Linked DNA regions of Mus musculus: region 1 is linked to region 2. The links are chromatin contacts, found by POLR2A ChIA-PET in ENCODE. All regions are on one chromosome and are shown on one strand. The core of a region is the stretch at or near the end of the contact, and the rest is flanking DNA. Distances in the headings are between cores, read along the strand shown.

Region 1 (4,185 bases), core at 1,388-3,887, 310 kb after region 2:
TTTTCAATTCAGGTCTGGTGCCCCATGCCTTTAATCCCAGCATTCGGGAGGCTGAGGAAGGTGGATCTTTGAGCTTGAGGCCTGAGAGTTCCAGGACAGCCAAGGCTACACAGAGACACCCTGTCTTGAAGAACAAACAAACAAGAAAAAGAAAATAATTTACTAACTGGAGAGACAGCTCAGTGGTTAAGAGCACTGGGTGCTCATCCAGAGGGCTCAGGTTTAATTCCCAGCACCTGCATGGGTGGTTCACAACTGCCTGTAATTCTAGCTCCAGGGCCTCTGGCACCCTCACAAACAACACAGGAAAGAAAAATCTAAAAAATAAAAGGAGAATATAATTTAGTCTCAACTTAGATTTTTTTTTTAAAGAAAAAAAGAATAGGTAGTAGTTAGGTAGAATGGTTAGAGGTAGTTGGGAAGAGTGTAGTTTCGCACACAGGACTCAGATTCTCAGTACTGCAAAACCTGGGTGTGTGGATTCAAACCTTTAATCCCAGTAATTGGGAGGCACAGGAAGAAAAAGCAAATGTTCAAGGTTATTTCAGGTGACACAGTGGGTTTGAGCCACTGTGCCTGACTCTGCTTTGAGACAGGGTCTTGTGTATCTTTTTTTTTTTCTTAATGGGAAAACCCAGTTAAGGTGGGTTTTCCCACCTCGACTAGCCTAATCTAGGCAGTCCCTCATGGGCATTTTTTTAAAAGATTTATTTATTTATTATGTCTGTGTACGCTGTAGCTATCTTCAGACACTCCAGAAGAGGACATCAGATTTTTGTTACAGATGGTTGTGAGCCACCACGTGGTTGCTGGGATTTGAATTTAGGACCTTTGGAAGAGCAGTCGGTACTCTTAACCGCTGAGCCATCTCACCAGCCCCAGTCTTGTGTATCCTTAGCCTGGCCTCAGACTAGCTATGTAGCTGGACATGACTTTGAACTGCAGTCCTTTTGCCTTGAACCCTAAGTATCTGGATTACTGACCCAAGCCACCAACCTGGTCTCTCTCTTCACCAATTCAATGGGAAGGAGTTCTTGTTTCGTTTGCTTTTCATTTCCCTCTTCCTCAATTTTATTCCTCTAAGAGTTCTTTTCAAATCTGATTCAATGCACGGAGCTTGCACTGAAAAGACTCTGGTGCGCAGCGGCCTATACCTGTAAGACCAACACTCCAGAGGTGGAAAGACCACAATTTGGATGCCTGCCTAGACTATGTAGGGAGACTGTCCCAGAAAAAACAGCCATTGAAATCTTTGGTGGTCAAGTACCTTAGGGCCTTCATTCCGCCTTGCCTTCAATTTTGTACCAACTAGTAATATATTGTAGGGTTTTGTTTTGTTTTGTTTTTTTTTTTTGAAAGATGGGTTCTACAGCGTGCCAGAAAAGAGGTAAAGGAAAATGTCAGAGAAACCTGAAGCTCTGCTTCCAGCCTCTTAGCACCCACCTGCTGCTACCTCTGTAGTAATGCCAACGAGAGGTTCACACATTTAGATCCGGAAATGCCGGGCCCTGAAGGCGGCCGAGAGCTTTAAACTCTAGCTGGTAGTTCACTAACTACAAATTAAAGGCTACAAGGCCCACTTCCAGGAAGACATTAAAAGCAGGCTAAAAAAGCATTTCAGGTGAGAAGGGACAGGACCTGAGACTCCCTGTCCCCATTATAAGACGTCAGGTACTGAACTGGACTTGGCTTTGTCTCAACCCCCACAAGGACTGATTTTCTCCTGGTTAAGAGTTTGCAATGTGAAAGCATTTTGACCTCATGAAGCTTAAAATTACAGTTAAGCATAAAGATCTGTGTAGGCAGGCACTTAGATTTTGTTTCTTTGATTGAGAAAGGTCTCACTTTGTAGCTATGGCTGGCCTGAAAATTCTTACATAGCACACTAAAGCTTTAAGCTCTCAGCAATCCTCCTGCCTCTGTCTACTGAATTCTGAGTCTGATTGCAGACAAGAGCAATCCCCCACCCCCGGGCCCCCCAATTTGTCAAGTCAATGACCTGGATCTCCTGGTGCTCACGCCTTTCAAGTAGGATTACAGACTTGTGCAGCCAGGGCCGATTTTCGGGTTTTGTATTGTTTTTTAATTTCTTGCACTAGTGTCCCTAAGTAGCCCAGGTTGATCTTGAACTCCGGCCTTTAACTCTTGATCCTCCAGTCTCAACAGCATTCTGAGTGTTGGGATTAACGGCGAGAGCCCACACGCCAGGCCTGAACAGTATTTTTCGAGGCTTCAGCCTTACTTAAGAGGCCAGTGACAATACTTCTCAAGAGGGCGGTCAATGCCTGCACGTTTTTTCCTCCAACAACCCCAATTCTCGTGCACGCCCGGGTAAGGCTGGGGCTAACTTCTGCTATTTGTTTATAAAAGAAAGAAGCTCAGGGAGTAGGTTCCGCCCCTTTAATGAGCCTAAGGCGGGAGTCGGGGGCCGGGCGGATTAGGTAAGTTTCCCCCGAGGCGCGCCCCCAGGCAGGCCAGGAGTCCACTTCGAGCCTCGGGACCGAGGGGCGGGGCGCGCTCGGCGGCCACGCGCGCGGGCGGGGAAGGGGGCGTGTCGGCGGGCGCGCGCGGACGGCGAGGGGGCGTGTCCGGCGGGCGGGCGGGCGGCGACGGCGCGGGCCGGGTGCGCGGCGCAGCGTCCTGTGCTGGAATGTGCGGCTCCCGCGAGCTCGCGGCGCAGCAGCAGAAGACCGAGGAGCGCCGCCGAGGCCGCGGGCCCCAGACCCGGGCGGCCGGGACCGCAGCGACGGCAGAACCAGGGCCGGCGGTCTGATCCCGCTCCGCGATCGCACCCCGGGATCTCGAGGGCCTCGACGCCCAACTTTTCCCCGCTCTCCCTCCCCTCCCCTCCCCCGAAAGTCCAGCAACAAAGAAAAGGAGTTGGAGCGGCGGCGACGCGGGGGTGGCGGACCGTGGGCGCACAGTTCAGAGGGTAGGACGCGGCGGAGCGAGGAGAGCGACGGGGGAGGGCGGCGGGCAGGCGCGGAGCGGCGCGAGGCGCTGTCCAGGGCTGATTTGCAGATACTGTGGCTCGGGCGGCGCGGCGGCCGGGCGGGGGCGGGATCGAGTTACGGAGCGAGTCACGGGCTGGGCCGGGGGCTGGTGCGGAGCGGCGTGGGCATCGGCCCCCAGCGGAGCACGGGGAGGCCCTTCCGCACGGCGCTGAGATCCGGGGCCACGGAGGCCGGAGCGCCGCTGCTGGTGACCGCGGTCCTGAAACTTCCCCCCTCCGCCCTCCCTCCGCCTCGGGCCCAACGCCCCCGGCCCCGCCGGCGTCCCAGGCTCGCCGCCCCCTCCCCCCCAGTCGTAGCAGGGCCGGAAGGCGGCCGCCCCGCTTGACTCAGCCCGGGGCACGGGCGGCGCCGGCGGCAGGCTGGACAGCGATTTCTGCGGCCCGCGCTGGCTCTGCGCAGCGGGGGAGCGAAGTTCGCAAACTTCCGGGCCACGGGGGCGGCGGTGGCGGCCCGCGTGGGGCCCCTCGCAGCGACCGGGGGCCGACAGCCTCGGGAGGGCGCCGCGGAGCCCCGGTACAGGCCCGATCGGACGCGGGTAGCGAGGTAACTTTTCCGCCCAGTCCCGGCCGGGCTAGTGGCGGGCGGCGGGGGAGGGGGCTGCGGGGCCGCGGCCGGCCGGGGAGGCGCCTCTAGGGTGGTGGGCAGCGCGTGAGGTCCGAGCCCAGGCACCGCCCGCGGGTTGGTGGCGGAGAGGAAGCAAGAGGGCCCAAGTTTGCAAAGAGCTGCTTTGTGTTTGGTATTTTGAGAAAATGGCCGAATGCCTATTTCAGTTAGGAATGCCGCCGCCGAGGCCGGCGCTGGTGGCAGCGGCACATAGGAATTCGGTGCAACACGTTGCTCTCGGGCTGTGCTTAGCACAGTCTGCCCGAGAGACGTGGAGATTTCCTTGGGAGTGTGGCTGCCGAGGTGCGTGGGGGAAGCTTTAGAGTGGATGTTGAGGTCCGTTGTGGAATCCGTGGGGCTGTTGAACTAGGGGAGAGCCGTTTCCTGTGATGGCATTCGGGCTCAACTTTTTGTTGGGGCATGTAACTGAGCGAGCGAGTGAGCGGGCGAGCTTGTGTTTTAGACTCTAGGTGAAGCGGCCCGCTTTTAGTATTTTCGGTTTTTAGTTTGTCTTTTAGTACTTTTTTTATTCTTTGCATATCTTGCCTTTAATAATTTGCAAGAGGCA
Region 2 (4,173 bases), core at 1,026-3,525:
CACTGCTATTCAAAAGAAAAATACAATCCCAGCAGGGGTGGCACACGGCTTTAATCCTAGAGTTTGGGAGGCAGAGGCGGGTGGATTTCTGAGCACAAGGCCAGCCTGGTCTACAGAGTGAGTTCCAGGAAAGCTAGGGCTACACAGAGAAACCCTGTCTCAATAAACAAAAACAACAACAACAAAAAAAGAAACAAACAAACAAAAAGAGAAAAAGAAAAAAACAAAACAACCCACAGTCATATTTTCAACACTAGTCTCCTACCAAAGGCTTGCTTGGTTTAGTTAAGTTATCCTAATAAAGTCAATCTCTTTTGGTAGACTAGTCTTGCTATGTTTGCCAGGGCTGATATTATGAACTCTACTATAAAATACAATCCATTCACTAACACATCTTATCTTTATTGTCCTTACCTTATCTAATCTTATAGCTTTCTCATATAAAAGCAAGTATAGGGTTGGTCAGTGGTGGCGCACGCCTTTAATCCCAGCACTGGGGAGGCAGAGGCAGGCGGATTTCTGAGTTCAAGGCCAACTCAGTTCCAGGACAGCCAGTCACAGAGAAACTGTCTCAAAAAAACAAACAAAACAAAAAAAGTAAGTATAGGAAACATAATAACATAGTGACAAGTCACTAAGAATAAGTTGTAGTTTGTTTGTTTATCGAGACAGGGCCTCATTGTAGCTATGGCAGGCCTAGGATTTGCTATGTAGCCTCAAAAGCTCCAGATCAGTTTGCCTCTGCAGACCTCTCCAGTGCTTTGAGCTAGTCACTGCACCCAGCAAGTTGTAACTAATTTAAAAAACAAAACAAAACAACAAAAAACATAGTCCCCTACACCATATACATACACACATTCTCAAAACAATTTTTTTGGGGGGAGGGGGGTTCAAGACAGGGTTTCTCTGTATATATAGCCCGGGCTGTCCTGTAACTCACTCTTTAGACCTGGTTGGCCTCAGAACTCAGAAATCCACCTGCCCCTGCCTTCCAGTTGCTGGGATTAAAGGCATGCGCCACCACAGGGTGGCCCCAGATGCTTTTTTTTAAATAAATGTATGCGGAGTATGTAGAATGTCAAATAAGACTCTGCAAAAGGACAACTTCTAGGCTAAGTCTGGTAAGAATAATCATTAGTGATGCATGTAGCACCCACATTGATAAAAAGGGTTACTGCCCAGCTCTGGTCTAGACATTGTTGCTACTGTATTGTAAAACTCCGTGATAGAATAGTTTTTGAAGAGAGACAAAACCCTAGTTTGTATTATTTCCATAATACTGTCAGTGAAGTCAAGAAACAAATTATGGAGGCAAAGGTCTTTTTTTCTTTGTTTGCCCCAAAGGCATCTCCCAATTTCTCATAGCTATAACTACTTTTAAACTCACGATCTCCAAACCTCTAACTGCTTTCAGGCTGACAAATCTGCTCAGTAGCTCTGCCCTTGCAAACAAAGCTCTTGCAAGCAGGAGGCCCCGTGCAAAACAACAACAAATAGAAAAACCTTCAAGTGTTGCAGGACCTTCAGCACCACCACCCTACAGAAGCTTATCTCTAGAACAGTTCTAGTTTCAAGGAGATCTGAACGGTCCCTTCCCAACCTGGCTAGTGAAAGCAAACTCCAGAGTAACTAACCCGCGACGAGAGATGCACATTCTTGGGAGCTAACCTGTAAAGAGCACTCGGGAGCAACGCGACAGCCTAAGTTAAAGTCTATGCAGGCAAAGTGTACCCCACCCCCACTTGGTCAATATCCTGAGTAGGTACTTGACTTGATTCTCGAGATTCACCCTCCTAGCCCTGATCCCCCCTTCCCAGTCATGATCCACCCTCATTGTCTTGCGTTCCCCGTAGCACAGAGCTGGGAAGCGGCTCGTGGAACTGTGCAAATACTTGCCATTCCACCCCCACCCCTCCATCCTGTTGCTCACCGGTGCTGTAGCCCCACGAGTCCCAGAGTGATCACATGCGGCACATCTAGCTGCGTGGGCCAGTCTCCAGAAGCGATGCACCCAAACACACCACATTCCTCGCGGATCCCCAACTCCTCCAGCTCCATGGCGCCTCGGAAAGCACGTGGAGGGACCTGCTGCCGCGGCGTGGTCCAAGCACCAACCAGCTGTCCGCTCCGCTATCGAACGCCTCAAGAGGCTCGCGCTACTGACTGCCTCCTTCCCGGGCGGGCTAGGTTCTCGCTACTGCGGCGGCGCGCTTCATAGAAGGGGCGTGACCAGTTCTGCCTCCCGCTCTCCGCCAATCAGCTAGGGCAAAGAGAGGGGCGGGGCTACGGAGTCAAAGAGGTGGGGAGGAGGCCGAGGTCAGGATCGCTACTTTCTCTGCACGTGGGAGGCTCCGTTATTTTCCCGCGCCCAAGGAGTAGGTGATGAGAGTGGCGCAGCTGATCGCGTGGGTCCCTCAGAAAACCTGAGCCGTTCGTGCCCCCTGGTCTCACGCCGTCCCCCGGCCGTCAGGACTTGGTCCGCTCCAACCCAGAAACCTCTCCGGCCAGCGGGGGCCTTGCAGCATGCGCGCCACTTTTTGGCTGCCTGCGGGGAGGGGCCGCCCGGAAGCGGGGTCGCGTCAGCGCGCCTGCGCGGCGGGAAGCCTGGGGACACGACTCCAGCCCCAAGCACAGCCAGCCCGGTACTTCGGGTTCGCCGGTGGGCTGTGGGGCTAGGGCGTGTCCTTGATATTGCACCTCCCTTTCCCGCCCTCTGATCCTGTGGTCGCCCTTGTTTTCCAGAACACTGCCCTTTTTTCCCGCGCGGTCTGCTCCTCTAGTTCACCTCGGATAATGGCGACAGCCGTAGGTGAGTAACTTGCTTTCGGACCCTAGGGTCCCCCAGCCCTCCGTCAGAGAGCTAGCAGGCTTGACGCATACACGTGCGGCCCCGAGGTCGGATGCAGGCCTTCCGACAAAGTGCCTGATCGGGTTCCCCAAGACGGCGCCTGGGGCCCGGAGCCTGCACACATGGTCCAGGCGCTGGAAGACGTGCGTTAAACTCTTAAGCACCCAGAGCCTATTTAAATAGCCAAAAGAAGGCCCCGGGACGGGAAGGAAAGTAGCAGAGTGGGAAAGTACTCTGAAGGTGAAATGGCCAGAAACTAACCAAGTGCCTAGAAACCTTGTAATAAGCAGATAAACAACCAAGAAAATCTATCAGGGTTTTTGTTTATTCTGGTAAAGTTAATATGCCAATAATCTCCTTTACTGCAAGTTTCGTAGTTTAAAGTGTTTGAAAACAGGTCCAAAATTTTTTGATCAGATGCTTCTTTGCAATCCCTGGAATTTGGGATTGTGGGCGTGGGCTAGTAACACCCTTAGGATATGGGTGTGGAGAGTGCAAAGTTACTTTATCCACTAACAAAACACTGTCTTGGAACAACACAAGTTTCTAGATTAATAAGGAAGCAGATCCTGTGGGCACTCCAACATTCTTTCCCACCTATGAAAACCACCCTGAAGTTTATAGGTAGTACAGCTCCATAAAATTGGGAATTAGGGCCAGACTTTTTCTGAGACAATCCACAGCGCCAGTACTTCTAAACTAGTAAAAATCTTAGAATCTAACCTCTTCCCCACATCTGATGTGGCCCTGTGCTGACAAGGGTCCGAAGAAGGTGTTCATATCTATAGTTTAATTTTGAATGGCTGTAAACTACCCTATAGATTCTGGGAACTGGACCTGGGTGCACTGTAAAACATCGGAGTGTTCTTAATTGCTGAGCAATCTCTCTGGCTTCTATTTTACTTTGTTGGTTTTGTATCCGTGGTTGTGTGCACTTGAGTACAGATGCACAGAAGCCAGGGCCTGTCTTGAAGCAGGAGTACACATGAGCCACCCAGTGTAACTGCTGTGAACTGAATTTGGATCAAGTATTGACTAAAACTCGTGTCTCCCATATTAAATCAGTATCTTGTGTCTGTTGCTCTTTAGTATTTAGCAGCCCAATGGTTCTTGGGTTAAATCTACATAGCTAATGAGTTAGTAATGAACTAGATAGAAGGCAACAGTGGGTCAGGCTGAGTATAGAGATTTTCAAGAGGACACAAACATTAAGGAAGTTAGAGTTCCAGAAAGGAAATTTACAGCTCAAAACTGGAGTTAGACCATGAGGGGCTTTTTAAACTTTGTTAATTCTTCTAAACATTAAGTTAGGAAGATGGCTATAT

Evidence for each region. ChIA-PET counts read pairs that join two places held with the same protein, here RNA polymerase II (POLR2A).
Region 1: POLR2A ChIA-PET joins it to region 2 with 13 read pairs in embryonic stem cell. The contact joins the promoter of Rest here to the promoter of Paics in region 2. POLR2A ChIA-PET finds 5 or more read pairs at or near these places in 3 of 5 experiments (Patski and embryonic stem cell).

Annotation. Positions count from the first base shown.
Region 1 is chr5:77,262,857-77,267,041 of GRCm38, forward strand. It overlaps Rest (RE1-silencing transcription factor), which reads left to right and starts at 2,638. Exons shown (of 4, transcript NM_011263.2): 1 at 2,638-2,932.
Region 2 is chr5:76,949,027-76,953,199 of GRCm38, forward strand. Paics (phosphoribosylaminoimidazole carboxylase, phosphoribosylaminoribosylaminoimidazole, succinocarboxamide synthetase) reads left to right here and starts at 2,276. Exons shown (of 9, transcript NM_025939.3): 1 at 2,276-2,809. The coding sequence starts at 2,794. Ppat (phosphoribosyl pyrophosphate amidotransferase) reads right to left here and starts at 2,552. Exons shown (of 11, transcript NM_172146.2): 1 at 1,931-2,552. The coding sequence starts at 2,058. LOC115486295 (a long non-coding RNA gene) reads right to left here and starts at 1,924. Exons shown (of 2, transcript XR_003955939.1): 1 at 1-1,924.